Linked DNA regions of Homo sapiens: all the other regions are linked to region 6. The links are chromatin loops, found by intact Hi-C in ENCODE. Cell type or tissue: endothelial cell of umbilical vein. All regions are shown on one strand. Each heading gives the region's core, and the rest is flanking DNA. Links, peaks and the distances in the headings are about the cores only.

Evidence for each region. Hi-C counts contacts between places; a loop is a spot of excess contacts. Peaks named below come from ENCODE experiments on the same cell type or tissue, not always from the same donor. Only the 100,000 strongest peaks of a DNase experiment are listed, where the experiment ranks them.
Region 1: it touches region 6 in a loop (2.7-fold over the local background); 2 of 110 quality-filtered maps call a loop at or near these places.
Region 2: a loop joins it to region 6, with 4 times the contacts of the local background. A loop is called at or near these places in 27 of 110 quality-filtered maps.
Region 3: a loop joins it to region 6, with 7 times the contacts of the local background. A loop is called at or near these places in 23 of 110 quality-filtered maps.
Region 4: it touches region 6 in a loop (12-fold over the local background); 81 of 110 quality-filtered maps call a loop at or near these places.
Region 5: a loop joins it to region 6, with 13 times the contacts of the local background. A loop is called at or near these places in 60 of 110 quality-filtered maps.

The regions. Positions count from the first base shown.
Region 1 is chr5:82,256,440-82,261,860 of GRCh38, reverse strand. No RefSeq gene overlaps it. Among named protein-coding and RNA genes, the nearest start is that of RPS23, 19 kb to the left of the region's middle. In endothelial cell of umbilical vein, for the core only: a CTCF peak has its summit at 2,500 (motif pointing right); a DNase peak (open chromatin) is centred at 2,610.
Region 2 is chr5:81,834,545-81,839,965 of GRCh38, reverse strand. LOC107986385 (a long non-coding RNA gene) reads right to left here and starts at 3,631. Exons shown (of 3, transcript XR_001742519.2): 1 at 3,492-3,631; 2 at 2,415-2,474. RefSeq lists an enhancer at 1,424-1,503. In endothelial cell of umbilical vein, for the core only: no CTCF peak of the experiment used is centred there; no DNase peak of the experiment used is centred there.
Region 3 is chr5:81,504,922-81,508,921 of GRCh38, reverse strand. The region is part of intron 5 of SSBP2 (single stranded DNA binding protein 2); the gene reads left to right. Among named protein-coding and RNA genes, the nearest start is that of ACOT12, 110 kb to the right of the region's middle. RefSeq lists a silencer at 1,686-1,835. In endothelial cell of umbilical vein, for the core only: a CTCF peak has its summit at 1,760 (motif pointing left); DNase peaks (open chromatin) are centred at 1,781 and 2,341.
Region 4 is chr5:82,163,722-82,169,142 of GRCh38, reverse strand. ATG10 (autophagy related 10) reads right to left here. Exons shown (of 8, transcript NM_031482.5): 4 at 4,606-4,744. Among named protein-coding and RNA genes, the nearest start is that of RPS23, 110 kb to the left of the region's middle. In endothelial cell of umbilical vein, for the core only: a CTCF peak has its summit at 3,029; DNase peaks (open chromatin) are centred at 3,072 and 4,272; H3K27ac peaks cover 1,260 bases.
Region 5 is chr5:82,223,300-82,228,720 of GRCh38, reverse strand. All of the region lies in intron 5 of ATG10 (autophagy related 10), which reads right to left. Among named protein-coding and RNA genes, the nearest start is that of RPS23, 52 kb to the left of the region's middle. In endothelial cell of umbilical vein, for the core only: a CTCF peak has its summit at 2,947; a DNase peak (open chromatin) is centred at 2,990.
Region 6 is chr5:81,423,900-81,427,899 of GRCh38, reverse strand. The region is part of intron 16 of SSBP2 (single stranded DNA binding protein 2); the gene reads left to right. Among named protein-coding and RNA genes, the nearest start is that of ACOT12, 32 kb to the right of the region's middle. In endothelial cell of umbilical vein, for the core only: a CTCF peak has its summit at 2,208 (motif pointing left); DNase peaks (open chromatin) are centred at 1,039 and 2,069; H3K27ac peaks cover 624 bases.

The DNA of each region.
Region 1 (5,421 bases), core at 761-4,760, 830 kb before region 6:
GTTCAAGCAATTCTCCTGCCTCAGCCTCCCGAGTAGCTGGGACTACAGGCACACGCCACCATGCCCGTCTAATTTTTTTTGTATTTTTAGTAGAGACAGGGTTTTGCCATGTTGGCCAGGCTGTTCTCGAACTCCTGACCTCAGGTGATCTGCCCACCTCGGCCTCCCAAAGTGCTGGGATTACAGGAGAGCCACTGCGCCTGGCTCATTGCATTACATTCTGAAAGCTCTTTGAGGGTAGGGGCTTTGTCTGCCCTACTGACCACTATATTCCTAGAACAGTTCCTGACACGAAAAAGTGCTGAAATGAATGTATGTTAAATAAACAGTGAGGAATTAGAAAAGACCAAAACTCAAACAATAGGATAATTATTTGGTACATTTTGGAATAGAAGAAATCCTAGCTAGTCATTTAAAATAGTATTTTCAAAGAACATTAAATGACATGAGAAAATGTTCCAGATATATTGTTAAGTGGAAAAAAGCAGGATGTAAAACCATATACAGGATGCTCCTAATTAAATATGTTTAAACTAGCACAAGGAAATACATAAAAAATTTAAAAGCAGTTATTCTAGATGATATACACTTCAGTGATTTTTAAATATTCTCCTTCAAATTCTTCTGTGTTTCCCAAATTATCTATGAGGACTCAAATCTTTTTTTAAAAAGGAATTTCTAGTTTTACATTCTATGGATAGATTAAGTCTAGCATTACAAAAAGAGCCAAAGTCTTCTTTGATTACTTCCAAACCAAGTTCCCACTCTATACCTGCAAAGAGTGATCAAAGAAGTCTTGGATCACCTTTTTTACAAGTTTGGTGTCCTTCCTTCTAGATCACTTTTTATATTTTTCATACACTTGCAGTATATGTACCTATAGAAAATACATGGTATTAGTGCATTTTAAAATATAAACAGTATCAAGCTGCATGCATAGTGACTTCTTAGTCTATTTTGTGCTGCTATAATGGAACACTACAGACTGGGTAATTTAAAATGAACAGAACTTTATTGGCTCACAGCTCTAGAGGCTGGGAAGTCCAAGATCGAGGGGTTGCATCTGGTGAGGCCTTTTTTACTGCTTCATAACATGGTAGAAGGCATCACATGGGTGAGAGAGAGTAAGCAAGAGGGTGCCAAACCCATCCTTTTGAAAGGAACCACTCCTGCAACAATGGCATTATTTCATTCAGAAAGGCAGAGTCCTCATGGCCTAATCATCTCTTAAATGTCCCACCTCTTAATAACTGTTAGAACAGTGATTAGCTTTCCAACACATACATGCTTTTTGGGGGGACACTTTCAAACACAGCTCATAGTTAACATCTACTATTTGTTTTCTGTTTTAACTCAGTAATGTTTCTTGAGATGTGCCCATTTTGATACATGGAGATTGAATTCATTCCCCTTAACTGCTACATAGTACAACATTTTACTTAGCCATTTCCCTATGGATAAGCAGGAAAGGGCCTGGGGACTGTTTCTTTGAAGCTACTGAAGGACAGCACGAGGAGACTACATCTCACTCTGCTGCTGGTCGGGAGAAAGAAATCTGCTCACAGGATAGGGTGGGTGGCACTTCTTGAAAGAAGAAAGCAAGTTCAATCCCTGATACCTGCAGAACAGAGACCAAGGAAGACGGTCCAGGCCTGGACAGGGACTCCCAGTATAGAATGTAAGCCATAACCAAGTCATAACAAGTGTCTTCTCATTCTCTTCACATCAAGTTCTGGTTCTCAAAATGTCTCTGACACTGATTTCTTTCTCTTTACTCTGTCACCTTCCTAACTTAGAAATTCATCACTTCACCACTACATTAGCTTCTTGGCCTCTATCCAGTTTCTCTTCCTTCTAATCCATCCAATTTACCACTTCCAAATGAGTCCTCCAACAACTACACATAGTCAACTTTCTCTGTTAAAACCTTGAAAGGTGCCCTGTTGGGTCCTACTCATGGTTCCCTTTTTGGCCTTCCATGGCCCCTAACTTAAAAGCTTAGCTTTCTAGCCTCTTATCAAATTCTCTGTCCTTCAAGTCCCACATCTTCTGTGATTCTTCTCCAGGGCTTCGTGATCACCCACATATTCAAACATTCAACAAAGATTTAGTGAGTGCTACCAAACACCAGGCACCATGCGAAAGCCTGAGGTTCTGGCATGTACCTGTAAATAACAATGCACCAAAGGCTGTAGCTATACTGAACTATGATTTCCTTTTAATTTATCAGGGCATGCTTTGTTAAATTTCTGCCTCATGGTTATAACCAACAGTGACTTCTGGGTATTTGAAAAGCTTCAAAGTAATCCAAGAAAGCATTACACAGCTATAGGTTTTATTTATTATTATATAGAGTTGATTTGAATGTAGGAATACATGTGAGTTTTCAGTTTATTTTTAATAATTTACAAAATGAGACCTGGTGGTCACTAAAATCACTTTCAGCTCCAATGGTCTAGAATGCAAGATACTTGCAACAGAACCACTAGATGTCACTACTAACAATACAAAAGTTAAAGCAAGGGCTTGAGATCACAGGATTACTGTAAAGAACTACCAGATTTAGGAATAAAAATGTGAAAATGCTTCCATAGAGAAGCCCTGTAAAAATCCAGAGGAGTAGCTTCAAACACCTTTGTGCACATGAAGTGCCGCAGAAACAATAATTGTTAAGTACTTCCTATACCCTTCTATTAATAGAATAGCCTTCAGCAACTTACTGGTCAGCAGCATAAGGAGAATCAAGTCTTAGAATAGGAAGGAAGCTTATTTGTCCATCAGTTTTCAGATTTCTATTTTCTGGCACTAGAAATACAGTCTATGTTACAACCCAGTGCACACGTGCATGTGTGCGTGTGTGGACACACACACACACAGATTTCATATATATATAAAATATATGTGTGTGTATATATATAAAATATGTGTGTGTATATATATATATATAAATATATATATAAAACATATAGTTGAAACCAAAGTTTCACAAAACAATAATGCCCTTACTATGTGTAGTGCACTTTGATATTTTCTTTTTTATGTATTCTATTTCATTAAAAAAAAAAAAAAACTGGCTGGGCATAGCGGCTCACACCTGTGTAATCCCAGTACTTTGGGAGGCTGAGATAGGAGGATCTCTTGAGCCTAGGGGTTCAAGTACAGTCTGGGCAACATAGTGAGACCTCATCTCTACAAAAAATAAGCAAAATTAACCAGGCGTGGTGGCATGCGCCTGTAGTCCTAGCTACTCAGGAGACTGCAATGAGAGGATCCCTTGAGCCCAGGAGGTCAGGCTGGAGTGAGTCAAGATCAAGCCATTGCACTCCAGCCTAGGCAACAGAGTAAGACCTTATTTCAAAAAAAAAAAAAAAAAAAGCTTGTTACAAAACAATAAATTGATTTTACTCAATCAAATACACTTTCTTATGTTAATATATCAGAAAACAGAGGCCCAGAGAGGTGCAGTGACTTGCCCCAGGTAACTCAGTAGTCAGAATTCAAGGCTTTTCAGGACACTGGCAGGTTTTGTTTTGGAAGACCCTAGGTAAAAACTGAAGTGTCTTTGGCACAATCTCAGCCCCTGCTGTGCTCCTCAACCTTCTAAATCCTGTGGCTAAGACACTGCAGTAAAAACAAAACAAAACGAAACCTGACAAAGTGTATGGATGATTAGTTATATGCAGCAGCCATTTAAAAATACAGGTTCTTTCTTAAACGCAAATGTGATCACTTTAACTTTTCTATTTGAATCCCAGCAGTGGCTGTGGTTTTCGGGCCAAATACAAATTCTCAGTGTGACAGTAAAGACTCTTCCCGAGCTGGCCCCAGTCCTGCTCTAGCCAGCTTGATTCTTCACCACTTCCCTACAAGCACCTTCAAGATTCTTCCTTCACTCTTGACCTGGCTAAGTCATAAGGTTTTCGAGACTCCACTCACATTCCTCTTCTGCAAAGCCTTCCTTGGCATGTGCTTGCCCACAGCATGCAGCCTACTGTTCCTGAAGCTTCCTCTTGTGTGTCCTCTCCACTGGACTATGGCATTCTTATGTCTCCCCATTTGCTATCTGTGGCACCTGGCCTAGGATTCAGTATGTAAGAGGAAATCTGCTTAAGTGAATATTTTCATATTCTCATTCTTAAATTTTAACCCTAAAAAAACCTCACTGGAATATCTCTGGATTATGTAAGAGCTGATTTTGACATTGCAGAGCTCTATTTCCTAATATTTTGGGAGTATGAATAAAAACCACTATACCTATCATAGGAGAAATACATGCAAAAACCCAGTTCTGGCCTTTTTTCTCTTGATTTTAATAAGCCTTTGTTGGGGGGAAGGGGAATTTTGTTTTTTTAACCTCTAGCTCGTAGGCTAGTACCTGCTGAGCAACACAGCCTCTGCTCCCCTCACTGCTCCCTCCACTGGTCCCTCAAAGAGTTTTCCCACCTCTCAAATTCCCAACCCAAGAGCCTTTCTACTTAGGTGGCACACACAGACATTCTTCTGTGTATGCTGCAACACAGCAAATCAAGGACAGTGGCCAACACCTGAAATGACTTAATTAATACTTATCAAGTTGGGGAGAAATTAGAGCGGAAGAGAGGCAGCTAAAAGCTCATAGTGACTAAGGATGGTGAGTAATGAAGGGAGCACTGATTGGGGTCTGTGGTGGTCAGAGGTGGCTTTGTGACAGTGAATCACCAACACCAGGGTGGGAATTGGGTAGACCTGTGGGGAAGGAAGCACTTCCAGGTGGGCACCAGCATAAGCAACAGTCAGCTAAGGGTGTGAAGGAAAAGACTCCCCAGATCAGAGAGCGCTTGGCACTGGGGAGGGCTCAGACATACAATGAGGTGGAGAGGAGTAGGGATGCTAGTGTCGCTGAAGGAGCAGGTCATTATCCACTGTCACCCCTCACTCCATGTCTCACTGCCTTGGTTAAAGCACATTCAGTTTTATGTATCATTTTGATCTTCTCTATGCCCTTGTCAGGTAAGCAGCATAGATACTGTGGGCTTTATTTTTCAGAAATAGTTTAAGAAGGAAATAAGAAAATTGGCCCAAGTCACACAGCTAGCAGTTAACCAGCCTCACAGTTTAGATCTCTGGACTTCTATTTCACAGACCTAAAAATTCACGGTTGTCGCAAAAGACACATAGCTGAATTTCCCTATTTTACAAATAAAGAAACTGAGGACCACAGAGGTGAAGAAATTTTTCCAAGGTCACACAGAAGCAGAATTTAGGAGGTGAGCTGGAAGCGACTTTACCCAGCCTTATTTCTGATAGATGTTGTACATTATTTGAGGAAGCAGGGAGAAAAAATCCTCATATTGCCGAGAAAGAACAGTTACTTCAACAAAACCAAATATCTTCTAATGTTTAATAACTGTCAGGATAACATTCTGTTAGCATAACTGCATT
Region 2 (5,421 bases), core at 771-4,770, 410 kb before region 6:
CATGAATTTGTTTGCATCCCCAAAAAAAGAGGAATTGACAAAAATATATAATTCATGGAACCCTTAACTTATTTACAGGTAATGATCCCAAAATGTACGTGTTTGGAACTAGCATCATATTTCCCACAGTATGACAGCTATCACTTGGTGACTGCAAACTCCAGACCATTCACTGTATGAGGTGATGTATATATTTAGCTTCTATAATTCTCAAATCATTATCCCAAATTTACAGATGAGGAAACAGGCTCAGAACAGTTTCATAACTTGCCGAGCTGGTTAAGTGTTAGAGTCAAGAATTAAGCACATGTGGAGATCAGGATTCAAGGCCTGTTGTTCTCACAGTGTTCTACCTGGTATTAAGGCCCTCAGGACAGGCTACAAAATTACTACTGTATCCACAATGTACTTGCAGAACTTTCTAGTATTCTACTTCCAACAGAACCCAGCCTTGGGTATGATTATGCCACTTTTATTTTTTTAAACCTCCCTCACTTTTATGCAGGAAAAATATGTTTCATTACCTAAGTGGTGCATGGATATATTCTTGGTGTGAAACGTCCAAATGACACAGTAGCCTGCAGAGCAGCAAGAAAAATTCCCTTTGGCTTTCTCCCCAACCCCTGCTCCCACTCCCCTTCCTATCTCAGGCTCTACAACTATTAACAGTGTGACTTGTTTCTTCCAGACTTCTTCTATGCATCTACATACATTTATGTACATATATAAATATTCATGCAGCTATGTTTCTATGGTAAATGCATTCAGAATTCCACCTTAGGATGTCAGACACTTTTCTATTGTAGCACTGGCAACTTCCCAGCTCCAAGTCAATATGGGAGGACTTGCGAGTTGGAGGTGGGGGTTGAAGATGGCTGTATTCGTTATCTATTGCTACATAACAAATGAACCCACAGTTTATCAGTGTAAAGTAATGGACATTTATGATCTTGCACAGTGTCTGACGGTCAGGAATCTGGGAGCAGCTTAGCAGGATGGTTCCAGCTCAGGTCTTTCATGAGGTAGCATTCAAGATGTCCACCAGGGTTCTAGTCATTTTAGGGATTGCCTGGGGCTGGAAGATTTACTCCCAATTTGGCTCATTCAGTGATTACTTGCTGGAAGACCTCCATTCTTCCTTGGCTGTGGGCAGGAGTCCACAGTTCCTCACCAGGAGGTCCTCTTCATAGGGCTGAGTGATCTTATGACATAGCAGCTGGCTTCCCCCAGAGGGAGCAATCCACAACTTACCAGGAAGGAAGAAGCTGCAAAGGTCTTTAATGACCTGGTCTTGGAAGTCACAGACCCTCACTGCTGCTAAATTACATTTATTAGAAGAGAGTCACTACTCAAGGGGAGGGGAGTCATCTCTACCTTTCGAAGAGATGAGTGTTCAAGAATTTGTGGACATATTTTAAAACCACTGCAAGGGAAGAAAAATGGAGAGTGGCAGAGTGTAAGATCAGGGTGTAATGTAATAGTCTGAGTAACAGGGAGGAAAGCAGAGGTGCTGAGGTCCTGAGATAACCGTGTAGAGAGAGCCTAAATAGTGTGGCTCTCTCCTGGCTGTACATTTGAATCACCTGGGGACACTTAAAAAGTCCTCATGCCCTGGGCCCCACTGCAGATCAATTAAATCTGTAGTTCTGGGGTTGAGGACAGGTATCAGTATTGATTAACAGCTCTCCAAGTGATTCTAATGTGCTGCCTGAGTTGTGAACCATGTAACAACAGAGGTGCTAGAGTCGGGCTGTGTCTGGGCTCAAGTCTCTGTTATGCCAATTAAGTAGCTGTGTGTTCTTAGGCAAGTTCATTAGTTTTTCTGTGCCTCATCTGTACAATGGGCATATGAATAGTACTTCCTCATAGGGTTGTTGTGAGGATTACCTGGGTTAATACCCCATGTAAATTGCTGGGAACTGTCCTGGGCGTAGTAAGTGCTGTTTCAATGTTATTATTGTGATTATTAGCAGCATACAATGGACTTTTCCTCCCTCCTGCTCCCGCTTCCCTAGTGCCTCTGCCTGGAGAGGAGTTTGGCTTTCTGTGCCCCAGCTCCCTCCCTTTCCCTTGAGAAGGCACAGTGGATGCCCAGCATCCTGCTCAGTCTGCAAGCTCAGTCTGCAAGCCCTCAGGCAAGTGCCAGGAAAACTGAGAAGCTGAGCTGCTGGGCTCAGCTAATGGTGGGCTTCGCTGCAGAAGGATCTCCTTCATACTGGGAGATGGACAAAAACATAGCACCCCAGGGGGCAATGAGAGGAAGGAAAATTCCCCCTCAGCCTCACAGGAGCAGGGGGCTGCACTCACGCCTTGCAATTTCTTCAAGGACCTTTCCCAATCTCAATTTCTCTGAACTCTTATAATATCAGTATGGTCCTTAAGTTACGTGCTGTCTTTTGTATTTATCTATTTACCTTTTGCATTTTCTCTCCTTCAGACAGTGAAGCAAGGGCTATGTCTTCCGGGGGAAGTGTCTGTAAAAGAAGGGAGGGGAAGATGAAGAAGGAACAGGGGGTGTCCTGTTTAGATTATAGACGCCTCTTTAGTCTTGAGAATTGTATATATGTCAGTGGAAAATGTACTCTGCTTCTTATTAATGGCTTCCCCTCTCCCCTCCCTGTATCACTACCTCTCTAAAACACCCTTTCTCCTGACCACCATTTTTGTGGAAAAATAGCATGAGTGTTCTTTCTGTTGCCTTTTACAGCAGAGGTTAATAAATTGCCACTATTACAGGGTATTCCAGCTGATATTGATGAAGCAGGTACAGAAATAAGCTAATGGGTTAGCTCCTATAGAGAAATGTGTTTCCCAAGCATAAAAGCACGATTTTGTGGGAAAGTAGACTGAGTTTTTTCAAGCCTACTAAGACAGATGGAAGGGGACAAAAGAATAAAGAATAAAATAATTAAACTATGAAACAATTGTTGATAAGACTCCTATATGATTTTTTGCTCTCCATTATTAAATTAATCTTGATTTGAATAGGTTATATCTCAATTTTCTGTTTTTTGGGTTTTTTTAATCCCCTCTGTTCTTTAGGTTTATGATTTGATCCTAAAAGTTAAAGGTCTTTTTAATAAAATATATTAAGCAAAACATATTTAAAGTCCCTGCTGTTGATTAAGTGTGCTTTTACAGTAAATGTGAGTGACAAAAGAGAACGTGATATTAATAGTTAAGCCTATGGCAGTAAGGTGCCTAATTTCAATAGCACTTGGGTTTAGTTTTAGAATATAGAAATGAACCTCTGACTAAAAATTCTAGGTAGGTGGTACCTGAACCCATGTGTATCAGTGGTGTAAGCATCTAAATGCTGAAAAGAGAGCATCTAGATCCTGATTTCTCCTGGCTCAGTTCATTCATTACTGCCAAAGTAGGAAATCCTGGATTTTAAGCCTTATAAGCTAGGAATAAAATTAGCCCCCAAATAAAAATTATTCTAGAGAAATACAGTCTTGATGGTTGAGGTTATAATAACTGTTACTTACATAAATAGCTGATTTTATTGGCCTGGTTAAATGATTCCCATGTGTCCTTCTGAAACTTTCTGCAGTCACTCTCATTGACTGCCATCTCAGCTATTAGAGAAGAAAAAATGATGAACTCAAGACTTCTTCATCAATGAGCTCAGCCTGTAAGATAATAAAAGGTTCAGTGAGCACCACTGACCTTCCCAGGAAAGCTACCAGCGTGAAAACTGAAGGAACATGGCACAGACACACAGCAGTAAAATTCAAGAGACTAAAATAAACTCAGTGAGCCTGCCTGGTCGCTAAACACTGAATACATTTAAGTGCTATTTTGACAAGAGAGCATGGCGGCTATTTAAGAATTTCATTTTTAAAACTCTAGTACAATTTTGTTCTCCTAACAGCATCATCCTGTGTCTGTGTTTGTTCCCAGTGAGGTCATTATTAAGTGAATTGAATTATTGTTCTGTTCAAATGACCTGTGCATTCAACAATGTGTGCTGAGCTCCAGCAAGAAATGTTTTATGTATTATTGGGAGATGGCCATCTGTGGCACAAACCGGGCCTCCCAACATGCAGAAATGTTGGGAGATAGTTTATGTTCAGTTTTATCTATGATCTGAATTCCATTTATAAGCTTTTTTCATCCACTTGTCAACACTGTTCACTATAGCAACACTGAAAATGGCCAGAAATGAACAGATTTATCAGAGCAATGTGAGGTCAGACTGTATGTTTCAATTATTGTATATTGAATTTTTATCATACATTTTAAATTTTGCCCATAAAAATAGTAACAATGTAATAAAAATGGAATTACTTTTCTTTGATCAACTTTCAGTTATTATAAGTTACAAAGTGAATAAGCTAGATTTCATGACTTTTATTAGATAATGGGTCTCACATTAGATATGTATATTTTAAATATAACATTGGTTGTCCATGCCAAGAACTGTGGATTAATTTTTTTCAAGTCTGAAGAACATTGCCTTTCCCGTTCCTGCATATGTAATAGAACAGCATGGCAATATGTGAAATTAAATTTTAAAATTGTAGATTATATTTAAGCCACACCCTCCCAACCTTTTCATATCTTGTTAAAGTAAACTTTTGATAATTCTACTGGCATGTTAGACCAAATGAATGATTTTACATAAGGTAAATATACCCGGATATTTGCTGTACAAAATGAAAAGATTTTTAGATATCTTTTTCTGTTGGTTTTATTGTTGTACTGATACCTTAATTAACAAAAAGAATCTCCTTTAAAATAAAGTATAAAATCTTATATGTGAAGAGAACTTTTACAAGAGGATTTTCTTTCTCTCCTTCCCTCCTTTTTTCCTTCCCTCCCTTCCTTCCGTCCATTCGTCCTTCCTTCCTTCATCTCTTTATTTTTAAAATAAAAACCTTCTAAGTTGTATAACACAGTGCTCACTTTGGACATATAGCTTTACAGTTTAAATACATTTAGATTTTAATTTCATTTGTAAGTGGGGATGTTTGTTAGAAAAATGACTAGTATCAGCGAACAGGTAGGGAGATAAGCTTTGTTCACAAATGTATCCCTGGAGGCATATTGCACTCACTCACCTTGAAAATATCCTAATGAAAATGATGAGAATGATGATGATGATGGTGATGACAGAGCAATGATAACTAGCATTTAAAGAGCACTTTATCTGTGCCTGGAGCTAGGCTAAGTGACCCACAGGTCTTGTCTTATTTGCTCTTCATAACAATTCTGTGAAAGCAGGTAATTTCATCTTGATGTGAGGAAACTGAGGCTTCAAAGGCAAAGAAACTTGCTCAAAGTCATTTACTGGGATTCCACCATAGGTCTGACTGGGATTCCACCCTAGTCATTTACTGATTCCATCAGTCCTTCTGGAATCATGGTGGAAAGTGTAGAACATGGGAGGACTCTCCCAAATTTCCCGTAGTCAGG
Region 3 (4,000 bases), core at 1-4,000, 81 kb before region 6:
CCTATTAGAATTAGTGAATAAGTAAAAGTAAAGAAGAATAATTTATAATTAGCAAATGAAGTCCCCGCCTAAGTATTTCTGAGCTCTACTTACTTTGTGATCATACTCTAAAAAATACATTGAAACATTTCTCCTAAATAGACAAACATACTCCTTTTTTTCCTGTTTATGTTACAGAACAAGCTCCCTCTTCCATGATAAGTATAGACTTAAATTCATTACCAAGTGGAATGATCACAAACTGAACTTGTGAATACATAACAACTACATTTGAAAAATAGCAATGAATTAAAGTCTAAAATAAATAATTATGATATAACTTGGTACACTTAATAAATCCATTCTGGAAGGCAGTCTTTAGTGTCTTTCTATTTGTGACATTGTTCATACTTAAACTTTGATGTTTTTATTGAAATGAGAGAGCCTCTGTTGCTGAGCAGGAAACCAATTAAGTAAAATCAGTAAGACTAGTCGGACATGCAAAAGGAGGTATAAATTTAATAAAATAAAGCCATTTAAAGTATGACATGTAGTTATTTACTTGGAGTCTGTTTTCAAATGAGTAATTTGTATAAGAAACCCTATAAGTCCTCAGAGTGACACTATGGAACTGATGAATGACTTTAGAGCAGCTTTCTTAAATTGGGAAGTCTTGCTGCTTGGGATCCAGAGGGAAGAGAGTAGACATGGCCATTGATCTAACTAAAAGTTTGGCAGTTTTTGTAGAATAAAGTACAGTATCTTGGTATGGTGTGAATACACATCCATTGTAGGTACCCAGAACTGAGTTTTACTCTTTTATATCTCTGTCTTATTCAAAGATTTCATTGTATGCTAAGAAATTTGAGTTATGTATTAAAAGCATCGATATGCTATTTATTCATTCTTGTGGCATTCATACAAAAGGACAGGCAAAGGACTTTGATTCCTGCAATATAAATAGGCAGCAGCATTCCTTAGACCAAGTGGATTTTCTTCTCACTTATGTATAATGATCAAAATAATTTACTACTAATAAAATGCACTAAATAACACAAAAGTACTAATTCTTTTGTTTAAAAAATTAGATTATTAACTCTGTTACCTTGTAAAGTTCTGTAATTTTATGGATGAGTAAGTAACAAGGAAGCTTCTCTTGTGAATTTCTATAACTTATAGAACATTAATGCAATGGACGTTTCTTATTTTAACCAAAAAAATATCGAGAAGGGTAAAAATGCTTTTTCCTACTTTATGTTCTTTACCACAAGAAAGCTTTTAAGAAGGAAACTATAACTTCCTTATCACTCTAATAACCAAATACATTCATATCCTTTATATAAAAACACAACGTAATCTTTTAATAGGTGCTAATGTGGATAATATCTTTGATTCTGTAACTAATCTGGGATATACCTGTTAATATCTAATTTTGAACTCTATATAGACCTTTGTTTTCTTTTATCATGTATTTTGATTTTTATCTTGATATATTTACTATATTTTAGTCACTAGATCTTTAGTTTTATTAGATGAAACTGTTGAAAACTGATAATATGTTGATGTTGGGTTGTAAATTTAAGACTTTGACGTGGATAAGATTATAAATACATGTTAATGAAAAAGGATACCAAGTAATTTAGTTTCAGACCAAGGTGATCATTCATACTTTAAAATCTAAGTAGAATGAAACTCTGATATAGTAGAAAATATGTGACAGCAGGTTTTAAGTCACATTTGGTTTGCAGGCCTAAGATTGGTAGTGGTAAAGCTGCCTTGCCATCTAGTGGTAGTTTGCAGATGGCTCCACTTGTTCAGGGCCTTTTTCTAGACTTTCTATTTTTAGCAAGGCTGCACTGTAGCAAGCTGACCTAATGCTTTGACATAGTAATAACGCAATAAGAAAAAAAAATAGTAAGAAATTTCCTCTTTTCTCCATGGTGGTGTTATTGACTAAGGAAGGCTCCATATAAACAACATTCATAAAGCAACAAGGACAAAAAGCTCAAAGTGTATAATATTTTTGATATTTTAAAAGAAAAAATCAAAAATGAGAAAAATAATTATTTAATATGACACTCAAAACTAAAAAAGAAAACCAATAATATATGGTTTTATAAGTCCTGGTTAAATGTTTTTGGGAGATAGATGTTTATTTCTGGAAATAAATTCTGCATTTTGAAGATACCTTAGTATCTATATTCATCTACTCTGCTATTCCTATTCAGACTTCCTAAATCCAGCCGTTTATATACATATAGTTAAATAATCTACATGCCCTCTCAATTTCCTTCTGTTATTAGTCTTGGCATTACCTTCACTTCCAGTGGTTTGCCTTTCCTCTTATCTTTCTTGACTATGGTTGTTTCAGAAATTAGTCTCAGAAAGTACTCTAAGCCAGGAGAAACTCCCTTTCCCTCTTAGGAAGTTATAAATACCATCTTAGATCTTAGATAAATGAACCAAAAGATTACTTGTTATATCCTTCTTAGTTTGAATGAGTAGGGTACTGAAACTCTGAAGTAGAATTAATTTATTAGACTAGAATATCTAACAGCATTAATATATATAGTTTAAAAAAATTCAGACGTTAGAAATAGTATTTCTCAGAATTAAATACACCTAGGATTTAGATAGTGGAGGTGAGGAAGTTGGCTTATTTATCAAACCTCAAGAAATAAAAATTAAGTTTAATTTTCTTAAAAATATAATTTTGTATCTTTAAAGAACACAGATTCTAAATGTTGAAAATAGAACAGATCTTTCCCTGTTATAAAGATAAAAGCAACTAAAAAAACAAAGGTGCCTAACAGCTGCTGGCTTTGATAATGCTGTCCTGCAGTTGTGGTAATAGTTTTTCTGGCCTCAACTATTAGAACAAATTAAAACTGCCCAGCTTGAATAACTAAGTAAGCTTTTTTAAAAATTGCAATTCAGGCAACTAAAGACCCTACAGCAGTAACTGGATGGACAGAGAGCAAAGAAGGGAGTGTCAGGTATTCAGAGTCTTTACTTGGGTTTTCCAGTTAGAATCAAATGAAACACTTTCCTATTAGAAATCCAATTTTTTGTTGTTTATTTGTTAGCCAAACTGCGTATTTAGGAGAAATTTAGGCTGGTCATTCTAGACCAGTATTTGGTTTTCCTTTCACTTTTCATGCTACTCCTGCAAGCCAAAGATGTCCAACACATTTAGTATGAAACAATAAAGCATCATAGTTTAAAATCACATCTGAGATAAGAGCTTAGCTATTGTTCAGATCATTTGAAATTATAGTTTTTCTTTTGAAAATATTATTGAAAATTCTTCCGAGTGCTGTAGTTTTTATTGACATTTCTTGATAAAAAAAATTTATATAGAGAGGAAATTGTAAATATGCAAAGGCTATTTATAACACAATTTAATTTAGTTTTTATTTTAGTGTTGGTTACAGAAACAAAAATGCTCCACATTCTTTGGGGAATTAAAGATAAGGAACAGGCATTTAAATATACTATTAATTACATATTTAGGGGGAATAGATTTGTCTTAAGCATATATTAGAAAGACTTTAGCTTTTTAAAAGAATAACTTATTACAAGGTAGCGTTCAGGAACAATTTGTCTTATGTTCTATATCAGGGGTCAACAAAATTTTCCTGTGAAAGGCCAGATAGAAAATATTTTAGGCTTTGCAGGTCACACGGTCTCTCACAGCCACTCAACTGGGTTGTAGCATAAAAGCAACCATAGACATTATGTAAATTAAAGAGCATGGCTGTGTTTCAGTAAAACTTCACTTACAAAAAAAAACAGGTGATGGGCAGCATTTGGCCTGTGAGCCATAATTTGCCTACTTCTGTTCTACATGAATGTGATAAAAGGTAGCCTATGAGAGATCCAAAGGGTAAGGACCAGCGTTTCTCTAAGGGGGTTCTGTGGAATACTAATACGAGAGTCCTGGGAGCCACCCAACTCTTAGGGGACTAGAATTCTTGGGGGTAGGGAGTATGGGGCTACAAATCCTTTAGTTTTAGTTATG
Region 4 (5,421 bases), core at 853-4,852, 740 kb before region 6:
CAACTATTTCTTCCGTAAGTCATCCTAAGTTAGCCCCTACTCCAAACTGGTCCTTCACTGTTCTCCAAATATGGTGGGCTCTCTCCAGCCCTCCAGCCCCCATAGCTTGGCACTCACTCTCCTCCCCTTCTACAGTGCTTTTCCTAACCTCTTCAAGAAACCCAACCTGTGGCTGTCCTCTACAAGTTGTTGGACAGAGCTATGGATATTCTACTTTTATTCTTCGGCTTCCTCCAACCCCCATCTTTCCTGTTTTGCTGTCATTCTCCTCTATGCACTCCAAAGATGTCCTCTTATTGCAAACCACAGACAATCCTTTTCCTGCTTGATGATTTATATGCTGCTTTAATTCCAAACTTTCCATTATTCTTTCTTTATCATGGCGTTTATCTTAGTTTGATTCATGCTGCCTTTGAGAAGGAACTATTCTTTGATTATTTCTTTTGCCCTGTTTCTCCATGAGCATCCTTCAGGCCTACAACAAGTGGACAAATCTTTCACATGAAATATTTAGGCTACATTTTTAATTCTATACCCTTTTTTCCTGGGCCAATAATAGAATGGTCTCCATAAAGGACAGCCATTCCTTTGCTGAATGGAGGAAAAGATTCCTCCTCTATTCAAATGCAGCCCTGCTGACTAATTAAAGAAATATGTCAAAACAGCTCCCAAGAAGAACCCATATGTCATCCAAAGAATTAAATGTTTTGAAAATAAGAAGAACCACTTGGTCCATTTTTCAATAGAGACTGAGAACAAATGAAAAGAAAGAGATGAATCAGAATTCAAGATGAAATAAATATAGAAATCTCTAGCTAAATGTAAGGAGAAAATATTTAAGCCTAGGCCTCTGGTAAGGCAAAAGGCCATTATGTATGTGCCTAAGGGTTTTACCACCTTTGTAACATTTGCCACTAGCTTTTGATCAAAGCTGAGCCCTCAAAAGGGAAAATGAGACATAAAAAGGTCAGGGAATAAGAATGGTAGGGAATGGATAGAAGGCTTTGGCATGATACAAAAAATTCTTTAATATGGTATGCTTCAAAAACAGTGGGAAAAAAAGAAAAAAAAAACAGCATGCACTTGAAGATGTCAATGCTTTGTGGGAGTGGATTTACTAAACTATAAGGCACTATTCCAATGTAGGCTATTTATTATTACTCAACAGACGTGCAATTATGTCTCACCCTCTCCTGAGTGACAAAGGGTATTAACTGTGTCCCACCACCTCTCCCAAACCTACAATGACAAAAGTAGTTAGAGAAAAACAGAACATTGGGATGGAAGGGCTTATTTCTTCTCTTAAATCCACGTTGCCCACTTGGTAACTGAGCTCCTGTACACCAAAGTAGTAGAAATGAGAGGCAGAAGCAGAATGCTGTCTCAACTTGGCTGTCTGCCTTCAAGAATTAAATAAAAATACGTGTTTATAGAAGTGGAACAGCTGCTTCAGCTAGTTTGGATACCCACTTTTGAGTCCTCAGGATGTTCTATTTTTCTAAGTCCACTACTCCTATAGTCTCTGAAAAGTATCAGACTAAAGAGTAAAGATACATAGATGGTTTGGGTCTTAGGTCTCCTGGAGACAACAGAATTACTTCCTCTTTCAAAACCTGGCATAGCAGTTGAAGTAGGCACCATCACAATGTTTCCATTCTTGGGCTGTATTTTTTAAATGACTAGAAATTCTTCTTTATCGTTTCACTTAACAAATACTTGATGCTGTGCCACAGCTGAATAAGCCATATATATACATACATATATCTTATACATGTATACACACAAAGCCATAAATAAAGCTTCTCACTTTGTAGGCACTCAGTATCAATTTCCTTCACTCTTGTTTTTATCTTGAAGCTCTATGTTCCAGCATATCATTTTATAGATATAAACAAATATTTCTGCTATAGTACAAATTGTGATATAATAGAATATATGATATGATATGACATGACATGACATGGGAGCGACAAGAATAGATGGCATGTTAACTGAGTCTTGGGCTACTAGTAATTGGCCTGGTGGAAACTGGACCATATAAAGAAAAGGAATTCAAAGTCTAAGGGATTTGCATTTCGAGAACCAGAGTAAAGATTTCTTCTGAAATCTAAACAAGTTGATACAAGAAAGGGTAATGTAAATTTAAATGGAAACTATTTATTACTTGTTTTGCTTTTCCTTAAAAAAATAGGTACAGGGAGAAAATTTAGAGCAAAGCAGAGAAATTAATTTGTACTAACAATCAAATGCAAAAGAAATTATAAATATCTGTCAAAAACAAGGCTAAGTGAACTATTTTTGAAGCAACAACAACAAAAAAAGACCCCTGGGCAAGAAATTTTACAGTCATCCTCTTTCTAGGTCGGAACTCTCTTAGAATGAGACAAAGAAAAATCCGGGCCTGGAATAAGAGGAAGACATTAGGAATCCTTTCACCACACTGACAGAGATTTGTTTAACAAACAGATGAAGGGCCAGAGTAATCAGATATCACAGGAAAAAGTAAGGAGAATAAAAAAGACTGGGGGGGGAATAAATGAAAAATTGTGACTCCAGAGTAAAGGTTGATACATTTTAAAAATATCCATGAGGTTAAGTTAGGTGGAAAGAAAAAATAAATTATTAGAATATGATAAAGGAAAGAAAGAACCATTCTTCATGTTTCTCCACCAGAAAACATTCAGTATGCTGCACAAAAATTAAATTTGATATTTTAATGTACCTGAACAAGCACTAAATGAATTCTGGGCCAAAATAAAATTTTAAATTCCTAATACCCACTCTACACAACACAAAGCAGTGGTGGTGGGGGGCGAATGCTTCTACATAAAAACAAATGACTTGTTTTGGTTTACCTTTATAAGGCATAAATGGAGGGCATTGTAAAAGTATACAAATAGAAGCCAAGAATGTTAATTGTGTTTTTTTAAAAGAATAGAAAATCGTGAAGAAAGGATCACAGAAACTACACCAATGTCATTAAAATATAATTGGACTTGCAGGAACAATTACTGTGCTGTACTGTAAGGGGAGCTGTTGGCACATAAGAGCAAAGCACACATATGAGCTCATCAGCAGGCCTTGGCAAGACCCACTTCCAGCTAGAAGCAGTCATGTTTCAACACCTCTGATTCCCTAATGCTGACAAGCTAAACAACTTGTTTTGTCTCTGGGAGCTCTTCTCTGGTGATTAACTGCTTATGGTGAATACTAATTATATGAAAGTACAGTATTGAAGAAGTAATGTCTTATTTCCTCTACCTGCAGCCTCGACTTGTCTCTGAATCTAGAAGGCAGAGCCATTGCAAACCAGAACCAAGAAAGACATTTTCCTCCCCCTGAATAAACAAATATATCTCCTACTTTTTAGTATAGCACAGCTCACTGACAAGAAACTTCCTTTAACCTCTGGGCTCCAAACCAAATATAATTACCATAAAATGAGTGTTTTAAAGGCTTGTAATAATTATATGGATAAATCCACAGCAAGAGTTTGTGAATTAGTGAACTATCAGTGTCCTCCATTCCCCATGTCCCATGTTGAAAATTTACCCCAAATTGTCAGTTCTTAGGAACTGCACCTCAGATTAAAATCTTCTCACCAGGGAGTCTATGAGAATTTCTTCTTGTGTTTTAAATCCTAAGTGCTTGTTAAACTGCCAACACTGCAAAATTAGAGACCATTAAACAATATAACAGCAAGTGATTAAATCTACCAAACATACATTCAAGCAGCTTAAGCTACTTTTGAATTAAAAATAAAATATCATTGGCTAAATTCAGATGTCTTAGCTATCCAGAAAAAAGTCAGAAGGCTGTTCAAAATGCACAATGCTGCTGATAAGGCCAGATACAAAAGGAGAAATAGGGCAAGGGGTTGGCTGAACAGGAGGCTCATCTTGGTCCCTGGGCCTGGGTGGCAGCACATCCCAATGCTGACCCGGTTTAGGCAGTGGACTCTAAGCGGGAAGCCATGGCTGTGCTGCAGAGTGAGGACGCCATGTGGCTGCTGATTAAATAAGCTTTATTAGCTAAGGCCTCCAAGGAGACAGGGTATTCCACCTTCTTGGCAGGGGAATGAGTTGAGTAACAGCATCACAGGAAGCTAAGGCATTGGAGATGTATAGATGGCTGAAGGAAATGTTAGTGCTATTTTTAAATACAGCTTAAGCTAATTGATAAACATTTCTTAAAATAATTATTAGCTTTTGGGGAAGGAGGCACAGGAGCTTCTGAGTTAATTGGATCATCTGAGATTAAAATAAATTTTTACTGTAAAGTTAGAAGTAAATAAACATTGTAGCTTTAAGTTGTTCCTACTTGTTTAAAGTAAAGAAAAGAAAAAGGGCCAGGGGGCTTAGTCAACTTCAGGCAAAAGGCCAAGAATCTGAAGATCAGACTTAAGGCTGAGATGATATCATTCACGCTGAAGTCTTGATACCCTTTCTGAAGCATGAGAAAATTTAGTGGTAAAACCTTACCTCACCCACAGTTTTCTCATTTTTAACTCTATTTTTTTTCCTCTGGAGAATAATTTTCCAAATATGCTTTTTGCTTTATATGTAAATGTTATAAATTTACTTTTAGCTTCAGACATGTTCTTACCTAAAAAGCTTGCCCTAAAGTAAAGTACAGGCACTTGGTAGCTACAGGAATATAAGACATGATACTCATATTTAATCACTTCGGACGCTGCTGCAGTTTCAATCACTTCACAATCATCCAAGGGTAGCTCGAAAGCCTCCTAAAAAAAAGCAAAAACAAAACGAAAACGGGTTTCTTAATAAGAAAAGTACTAACATGGAGAGGAAAAGAGGAGATTTTCTTCTCACAAAATAACAGTTAAATAAATATAAGGCTATGAGGCAAGGAAAAGGGAGTTTCCCATATTAATGTTTAACATTTGAGTCCTGGGTAAATAGTAAAACCAGAAAACATTAGCATTAAGTAATTCCAGATTGTTTTTGAGACACAAAGAGGCTCTGGATAAAGAAAAAGGAAAAAAAAATCTGAAAAGATCTATTGCCTGAAAAATCTTTACTGTACAATTTTAGCAACAAGATGATGGCTATATAAGCTACCTTCTTCCCTACCTGTGAAAGCTAAAAACATCCTAACAATTGAACAAGAGGCTGTGAAATGTCCCTAAAGATTCTATTGTACTTGCCAAAAGATGATTCATTGTGTGCTGAACAATTCCCAGTTCCATTTTGAATAAGAAAGTTATTTTGCAAGAGGTTGAATTTGTTAGGTATATTTCAAAACCTGAGATGATTCTGTTTTCTTCATTATTGTGCTATCTTTGGTATATTTCTACAATAAATCTTGATTTATAATAGAGTAGATGGCAAATATTAATGTCAACTTGAACAGAGTTTTGTAAGCAGAGATGATGATAGTCATCTCACTTCTCACCTGATC
Region 5 (5,421 bases), core at 692-4,691, 800 kb before region 6:
ATAGTTGCAAATTATATGATTTCCAATGCACGGTACATATTGACAATTTTAAATACAACTATTAATATTACATCATTATCTTAAATGCATTCAATTGAAAATAAACATCCATCATCATTCACTTAAAAAATATATGCAATACAATTGGACATTTTATATATTTCTCCTTGAATTCATATCTCTATTGTGCTCCTCTCAAAGAACTTCATCCTAATGTATATTTTATGCTTAAAAGCTTTTTATTGATCATCTTCTCATAACCAAAAAAATAGAGAGACAAAGGAGTTTATGTTTTAAAATTTCCTGTGGCCATTTTGTTCTATGTTAACTTAGATGTCTGATTGAGTTGTCATAATCATTGCTAGTATTCAATTGATCAAAACAACATAAATATATTATAAAATTTGATAAGCAAATATATAAAGTAAAATATTTTTGGAAATCATGAGTTAATGGCATTATATAGTATTGATACATACTTTTAATAGTACATACATACTTTTTTTTTTTTTTGAGATGGTCCCACTCTGTTGCCCAGGCTGCAGTGCAGTGGTACAGTCATGGCTCCTTACTGCAGCCCTGACCTCTCAGGCTCAAGCGATCCTCCCACCTCAGCTTCCCGAGTAGCTGGGACTACAGGTTCATGCCATCCATGCCCAGCTAATTTTTGTATTTTTTGCAGAGGTGGGGTTTCTCTATATTGCCCAGGCTGGTCTTGAACTCCTGGACTCAAGCAATCCACCTACCTTGGTATCTCAAAGTGCTGGGATTACAGGCATAAGCCACTGCACCCAGCCCATACATACTTTTTATATAGTACATGCTTTTATTCATATGTGTATGAATCAATTTAATCCCCACAATAACCTATTATTATAATCCCCATTTTATAGATGTAGAAACTAAGATAGAGTAAGCATAAATGACTAATCCAGGTCACAGAGCTAGCAAACTGAAGAACCTGGATCTATGCACAGACCTCTGACACAACAGCCCAAGTACTTAACCACTACCCTATATATCCTGACTTAAAAACATGAATTGGGGCCAGGAGTGGTGGCTCATGTCTGTAATCTCAGCACTTTGGGAGGCCGAGGCAGGCGGATCACCTGAGGTTGGGAGTTCGAGACCATCCTTGCCAACCTTGGTGAAACCCCGTCTCTACTAAAAATACAAAAATTAGCTAGTTATGGTGGCAGGCGCCTGTAGTCCCAGTTACATGGGAGGCTGAGGCAGGAGAATCGCTTGAATCTGGGAGGTGGAGGTTGCAGTAAGCCAAGATCGCACCACTGCACTCCAGCCTGGATGACAGATAGATCCTATCTCAAAAAAATAATAATAAAATAAAATTTTAAAATATATATATATGTGTGTGAATTGGGACCTGGGGATACCTTAAATAAAGGGGTTGTCAAATTTCTCCTTTTTCAGTGCCCTGGCTAAGCAATATGTCATGGTAAGGGATGGATGTCGGATGTCAGATGTCTTTCTTTTGTACACTGGAAGAAAGTAAAAAAGGGGAGGGGAACAAGGAAAATCTCAACCACAGGTGCCTTCTCAAGCAGATGGATTTTACAAGAGGGGGCATATAGGAATAGAAGATCTGAAAATTAATTCCTTTAAAACTCTCATGCCCATGTATCTTTGGGAAGTCTTCATCAACCGCCAAGGGTACACATACTCCAGGTTGAATGCCATTGGTTCACATAATCTCTAATACAATACAAATTAGAGAAGATTTTGTGAAACATTTTTAATGCTTTAGAAACAAAATTTAATTAAAATTTAAATTATTTTAACCCTTGAATTTTAAAATGGCAGTTAATTTCAATAATTTGAAAGGATACAAATTCTAAAGTGTAATAGGATAGTAATAAGCATAATTATAATCTGCGTCATAAGTTTATAATGATTAGATGTAATGCATGAAAAGATAGCAGGCCTGTAATAGTGCTATGCATAAAATGCTCCCTTCAAAATCTTTATTTGCATTTCTATTACTGAAATCATTTCCTAATAATGAAGTTGCTATAAGAGAAGCTCCATTACTAAGGAATCACTGTTACAGAAACAATGTTATTAAAGTATTGCTATGTACAGAAACTTTTATTAGGATGATACAAGTTATATATCATTGTAATAAAGCTTCCATTATAATCCTAATTGCATAAATCTGTGTTTGAGTATAGCAATGCTAGAGCTGTAGGACTTTTAATAAAGTATCAAAATAATCTTTTGGTAATAGGATTGTTTGAAATACTAATACTTCAGGGAAGACTGAACTGAGTAATGGGTGATGTTTATTTCACTGACTATACATAGTCTACCAAGAATTAGAAAGAAAAAAAAAAGAAGTAAAAAGAACCCTCATGTACCTAGTAAGATGCAGTGTGGAAATGTATGTGTTGAAGCATATTCACCAGCTCTCTTTAACGTAACAACTACCTATCTCCAATTCACTCATTGGTACAAGAAAGCAAGCTGCTAATATGGGCATTTATAACTGTGGTAATTAAAAGGTTTGATGTTCAGATCTACAGAGAGCTGGCAATCAAAAAGTTAACACACTTACTTAAATATGCCCACAAATACACACACAGTCACATCTTGGAAACTGCCTGTTATAAAAACCAGTAAAGAAATGTGAATTTGGGGGAGAGACAGACAGAGAGAGAGAGAAAGTAAGAATAAATATGAATTGACTTTAAAGGGATGAATTCTTCACCTTCTTCCACTAAAGAAGTTAAATACGTATAACTCACTCTAAGATGCTACTCTATATTACATATAAACAATATACCATAGTGATCCATCTGAGTCATAGCTAGAAGTTAGTATCAGACTTAGGTTCACACTAGAGAATGTTAGCATAATTCTCCAAATGTTTGTTTTTGCATTTGCTCTAATGGAGTCAAGTATTCCCGTTCCCTCTAGAAGCATTTATAATGTTGACCACCAGAGACCGCCAGAGAGCCATCCATCACCCGGTAGGCACAGAGACACTCCTTAATGTACCTGCCATTGTGGAAATCGGCAAGGAAGGCACCAGGCTGTCTGTAAAGGGCTTTGGCATCGGTTAAGGCAGCAGAGGCCATAGCCAGTAGCCCTGTTACAACCACATTCTCTGTCACATAATGAGGTCAAGGCCATTTTGATTTTGAGACCATTCGTGGCTTGCCTACAAAGCAGCAGCTAGATGGACTTGGAATCTGCTTGGAAAGCAAAATGCTTTTACCTTTCCAGAGAGCATCTCCTTTCCTCTTGACCTGCTTTCCAGATGTGATGATCTGCAAACAGCTGGGTGGGGTTAATTTAGAACCCAGGAGGTTCATTTTCTCTACTGACTTAAATGATCGAAAGCAAATATGTGCATTCCCCTAATGTTATGGTCCCCAAATATTTGTATTACCTGAGGGATAGGTATAAGATTTTTTGACCACACAGTCAGTGCTGGCATAAGTTATTTTTCAGGAGTCTAATATTCTTTCATTAAATATGATCAACCCAAACTACTTTGCACTGACACAGTGAGAGACTCTTATTTCTGAAATACCCATAAAATTTGAAATTTCTTCACTTGGGAGTGTGTGACATTAAAAGGGTGCAAGGACTCAATTATCCTATTGGTCAACTAAATACCTGCAGAACAGGAGCACCAAAAATATTGAAGAAATGTCAGCTTCCATGAATTTAATTGGAAATTTGAAATCAGACAATTTTGAAAGAAACTAATTTAATTTCAGCATTCATGTAAGTTTGTAGTTTATAATACATAGATGTCCTTATTTTTAATACATGGGAGGCAGACACCCCAATCTTTTAAATCAGGCATTTCAAGGAAGGTCTAACTTCCCCTTGTGACAGGAATATCATCCTTACTTCAAAGTCTTACACCAAAGTGGTGAAGATTTAAGAGGCTTGAATAAATGTTGACTGATGGATTTCTTTAGAAACTGAATCTACTTTCACTGGCCTCCATTCCCCCACCTTCTCCATAAGCATTTTGTCAGTATTCCTCCAGCACAGCTTTCCTTTAAACACCCTCCTTTCACTCTATCTCCTTGAAGACAATCACTTCCACAGTGGGCTTTCACAAGCATCTCTTTCCCTCCAGCCTGCCAGAACCTCCCACCTGCTTTCCTTTGTTTTAGAGCCTCTATTCTCTCCTTCCCCCTGCATGCAAATACCCGATTCATAGTCCCAACTACTAATTTTATGCCACTCCCTTGCTCAAAATTATTTCTAACTACTCCCTTGCTTCTTAGGTAAAGCTGAACCTTTTGGGGGCCTGGATCCCTTTCAATATGCAATGAGAGCTATGGACCTCAGAATAATGCATAATGTATACAGGCTTTTGCCCATGTTGCATGTGGTTTAAATAAACCCTGAAGCCTGGGTATTTGTGACCTCTAGGTAAAAATCCTAAACCTATATAATAAAGTTTCAATTGCATGGCCCTCTACTTGTTTTCCCTGCAGGCTGGCACAAACTACTTTTCCAGCATTATCATCTATCAGACTGCCCCTAATCACAGAAAAGAGTGGGGGCTTCATTAAGCACCTACCATGCCCCGGACTATTCTAAGCCCTAAATACATAGCAGCAAACACAACAACAAAGGTTCTACTATTCTCATATTCTGTCGACCCATGGTCATCCTTTGCCTTGTCACACCCTGGCCGACTGCTGGTTATTTCCAAAGGTATGCAATCCTTACTTTTAGAAGGCTGGCTTCACATGCATTTTATATTCTTGTTCTGGTTTGCTCTCTAGTCACAGGATGACTAGTGTTTCCTCACCTCTGGGTTCATCCCCCTATCTCGAATACTCCCTCATTTCCTTCCTCATCTACCAAATATTCTAAGATAGTATCAAGCCTCTCTCTCTCATTCTCAAATCTTTCTAGAATCATTTCAGTTCATAATAAACAAACTCTCTACTTAAAATTTCTATCAGTGACCTAGCACTTTATCATATATATGTGCCTGTAACATCTATATAAGACTATAAAGGTTGTTTCATTATGTAATTTTTTATTATTGATTAATTCTTCTGTGTAATCTGTGCATTATTGCCCCATCTTTGGGGAAAGAAGACCATGCCATAGATTTCTGTTTCCTGAACAATGCTGTCTCTCATAGTGCTGTTTATATACACCACCACTAAATCTCTATTTGTTGGTTATTGGTGATTGATTGCAAAAGATGATGCCACCAAGATGATGAAACTTATCTCTAACTTTCAAGGGCGATCTATAGACATTTAGGAGAGTCTTTCACTGCTTAAGGATTGATAATATGACCAAAGTGATGCACAACTTAGTAAACCAACCTAACCACTGTTATTCATCATTGTGACTATGAGCCACAAGTGTGCAGACATTGGCATGCAGACAATATGTAATAAGATTGTTTATATTCCA
Region 6 (4,000 bases), core at 1-4,000:
ACCCCAATGGAATTTTTTAAAATACAGTTTCCCAGAACTCTCCCTAGACTTAGTGAATCAGAATTTCCAGGAGTGGAGCTGGGCATACTTGAATGTGGAAAAGCTTTGTTGCTGATGCTGGTGTACATTCTCTGCTAAGAACCACTGAACTGGAATGTAGCATAAAAGATTTCAAAACCCAAATGAATTTCATCTTCACAGGATTCATAGCATCCTTAAAATTTCTTACGGAGGACCTACCAAACTGCAGTCAGAATCATGAGAGAGACTACCCTCATTTTGCCCAACTCAGCATTTACCAGAGGTGATACCATCAGAATTTGAAGCACTGGCTAATAGCACGTCTACCTTTATACAGAGTGGCTGTTCCATTCCCAAAACAGAATACAAGATTGAGTGCTCTGTGGATTCTTGTAGTTCTGATATCCACATGGGACCTTTGCAGGGGACAAGACATCCCCTGTTTTTAGAGTTCGTTTCTGTTAAAATTATGCTGATCTGTAGTTTACTTGCAGGCAATATATGATTAGTGAGGACAAATAATTTTTTATGTGTAACAGTTTACAGTTGAAAAAAAAATTTAGCCTGTCAGTGTTAAGGAAAAACATGAGAAGCTACATAATTTAAGTCATAATGCTTAAGATTATGGGAATTATTTTTTAGATCCTGGTTCTTTGAGTGGTTTGCTTCAAAACTATGGACAAATTAATTTTTCTATGTTCACTTTTATCTAATTAAAGACATTTATTTCCTTTTCGAGTAATTTTACCAGCAATAAAGTGGTATAATTCAGTGAGGTATTTGATAATTCAATTCAGTTTAACATTTATTGAGCCTATTATATGCAAAGCATCAGGTTAAGACCAAGGTATTCTGAAATAAATATAACACCTACTTTCAAAGAGTGCAACCCAATAGGAAAAACAGATGTTGATATAACTAAAACGTGTCAGATTAATGAGTGCTGTAATGTATATATAAGCCATGTATTTTAAAAGTCAGAGGAAATGATTAATTTGGAGTTGGAAAAAAACTTTTTTAAAAAGCTTCCACATGACTTTCACTTATGGGCAGTGACAAGAGGAACTCTTCCCTCTACTTCCTTCCCAGATTTGTCATTAGTGACTGCTGTCTTAACAGTTGGAAGAGGGGTACCAATTCAGAACTGGCATCAGAAAGCTCTTCACTGGGGCAAAGATTCAGATATGCCAGGATGTGGAGAACTTCCTTGCACAGAATAAGCCCCAGCTTCTCCCTTCAATCCCTAATGGACTATGCACATGGCAAACAACAGATTCTTCTGTGAATATGTGCATTTAGAAACGAGAGCAGCTGGAACAAGGCTTCTTCCACCCCTAACTTCTGGCTCACCCTCCCTGCCCCTGAACTTAAGCGGGTTCAATGCTAGACTGCCAGCAGAGTTAACAGCAAACAGAAGTTCCCTGCTTTCTCTTCCCTCCTTGTCTCCTGTCCCCACCAGAAATGTTGTAAAAGGAAAAATAATTTGATGGTGGACTGAGAAACTGCACCACCACCCTGGAGGGTAGTACAGCCTTGGAAGCAGGTACACACTGGCTTCTCCATTCTTCTGTCTCCTGAGAAGAAGGGACTTGTTATGAATGATATCATTGTTATGTGTGGCTTTCTTTGTCATATTACTATACATTTTTGTTTAGATCTTTTTATAAAATCAAGCAATAAGAGGAGAGAGGAAGAAAGACAAAAGAGATTTGGTGCTGACAAATGTAAGGCTTTGAAGAAGTAAATAAGCTAGTTATCCCCAATAAGTTAGCTTTGCTATAATCAAGGAAAAGCAGAACTCTTAATGAATTCAAAAAGAAAACATTGTTCAATAAATGAACATGCAAGTTCTAGTGTTTAATACACATAACTCTGAAAGCACATATTTTTGAGCAGTCTGCCTTTTAAGGATCTGTCAGGTTTTATCTTGAAGTTAAATCACAGAAGGAGGCCTGGGAAGGGAGCAAGTATCTATTGAGTACTCTTTATGTACTAGATACTATCCTAGTCTCTTCACACTCACACATGCTGCTTCATTCAATTAATATAGAAACAAAAATGCCCAGCCCAAAGTCATAAACCTTGCGGTGCCAACATGCTTGACAAAACAAAATGCGAATCAAAAAATGTTTCACTGCTGAGGTTTTTTTTTTTTAAGATCACAACCAAGACCCTTTATTTCAAGAAACAAAGATGCCCCCTAGTGTTCAAACTGTAAAATGTTTGTTTTGGAAAGTATAGACTACAAAAAGCCTTAGTTCAAAAAAAATAGTTTTTCATGCTTCTCAAGTGAAGAAAGTAGCTGGTCTGGTCTTATTTCCTGAATTAATTTAGCAAAATATTTTCCCATGGCACTGAAATATAATCAATTGAGTAAACATGATATTAAAATAATGGCATCAAATAGGAATTACAAACAAGATGGTAGATTATCTCTCATTCCCTTACCCCCTTTGTCATTTTCTGCTATTGTAAAGAAATCACATCAGCCCCAATTTTTTAATGTAATCATAAATACTAAATTTATTTCAATTTATGTCACTTTTGTTTAGCTCAGGGTAGAGGAACTGTTCTTTATTTCTCTCTAAGAAAATAAAGTATCATACAGACACTTAAACAGAAATATAGTGAGAATTAAAGTGTTCTTGACATGTATAAACAGAAATTTATACACATTGTTCAAAGACTTCATGGAAATCTCTGGATTTTATGGTACATGAACTGGGCATAATAAGGAAAAAATCACAAGTTCATAGCAAGGCGTGCTATCTCATTTCACATTAAAAGATAAAATAAGTTGGTATACATTTAAAATAATATCTTTAAGGGTTACATTTTTAACTGAACCAAACTGTAATGCTGTTGACTGCTTTGTAAGAGCTGTTTTATCATCTGGTTAGGGAGAGCCAGACTCAGAATAGTTTTGAAACAGGGCAACCTGATATCACAGCATTTTGGCATAAACATTACAATATGTCATCACATATTGATGCAGCAGTACAATAGAAACATTGAAGTGTGGTCTCAGTACAGTACACCATGAATATTTTATGTCTCTAAATATGATACTCCATTTAACACCTACTCTTCCTTTACTTCTGGAAAATTGTAAGCCACTTCTCTACTACTTTGAAGAATAGTAATCTATAGCAAAATTCCTTTTTGCTTGCCCATTCTGTGAGTTTTCCTAGAAATTTTGTTATTTCCCCTTATTTCATTTTTTGAAGTAGTTTCAGTAATGGTGGCCAAACATGAGCATTTTACAGCCTCAGGAGTGTAAATAGCACGTTGCATATGTAGACACCCAGGCATAAATACAAACTATTTTACTGTACTAAATATATTTAGCATACCATCTTACAGTTATTTGTACTACTCAAAAATTAAACTTTATTAGATGGTTGCTCCTTTTTCTTTTCTTTCTTTTTATTTATTTATTTATTTATGTATTTTTGAGACTAGAGTCTCATTCTGTTTCCCAGGCTGGAATGCAATGGTGCGATCTTGGCTCACTGCAACCTCCGCCTCCTGGGTTCAAGCAGTTCTCCCAACTCAGCCTCCTGAGTAGCTGGGATTACAGGCGTGTGCCACCATGCCTGGCTAATTTTTGTATTTTTAGTAGAAACGGGGTTTCACCATGTTGGTCAGGCTGGTCTCGAACTCCTGACCTCAGGATCCACCCACCTCGGCCTCCCAAAGTGCTGAGATTACAGGCGTGACCCACCATGCCCGGCCAGTTGCTCTTTTTTCTGAGTTGTTTTGTATTGCGTGGAGCTGATGCTTCCATTTTGACTGAATTGGGCCCTCATTTTCTCTATTTTTTCACTCAGTTTCCTCCCTGGGCCAACCTCACTCTTTTAACTTCCCAACAAATCAGTAACAAAGTATCATTTTTCTGTAAGATTGACTTAAAACATTTGAAATATCACAGATAAAAAAATGTTAACAGTTGCCAGTGTTGAGATGATAGCAATAAATA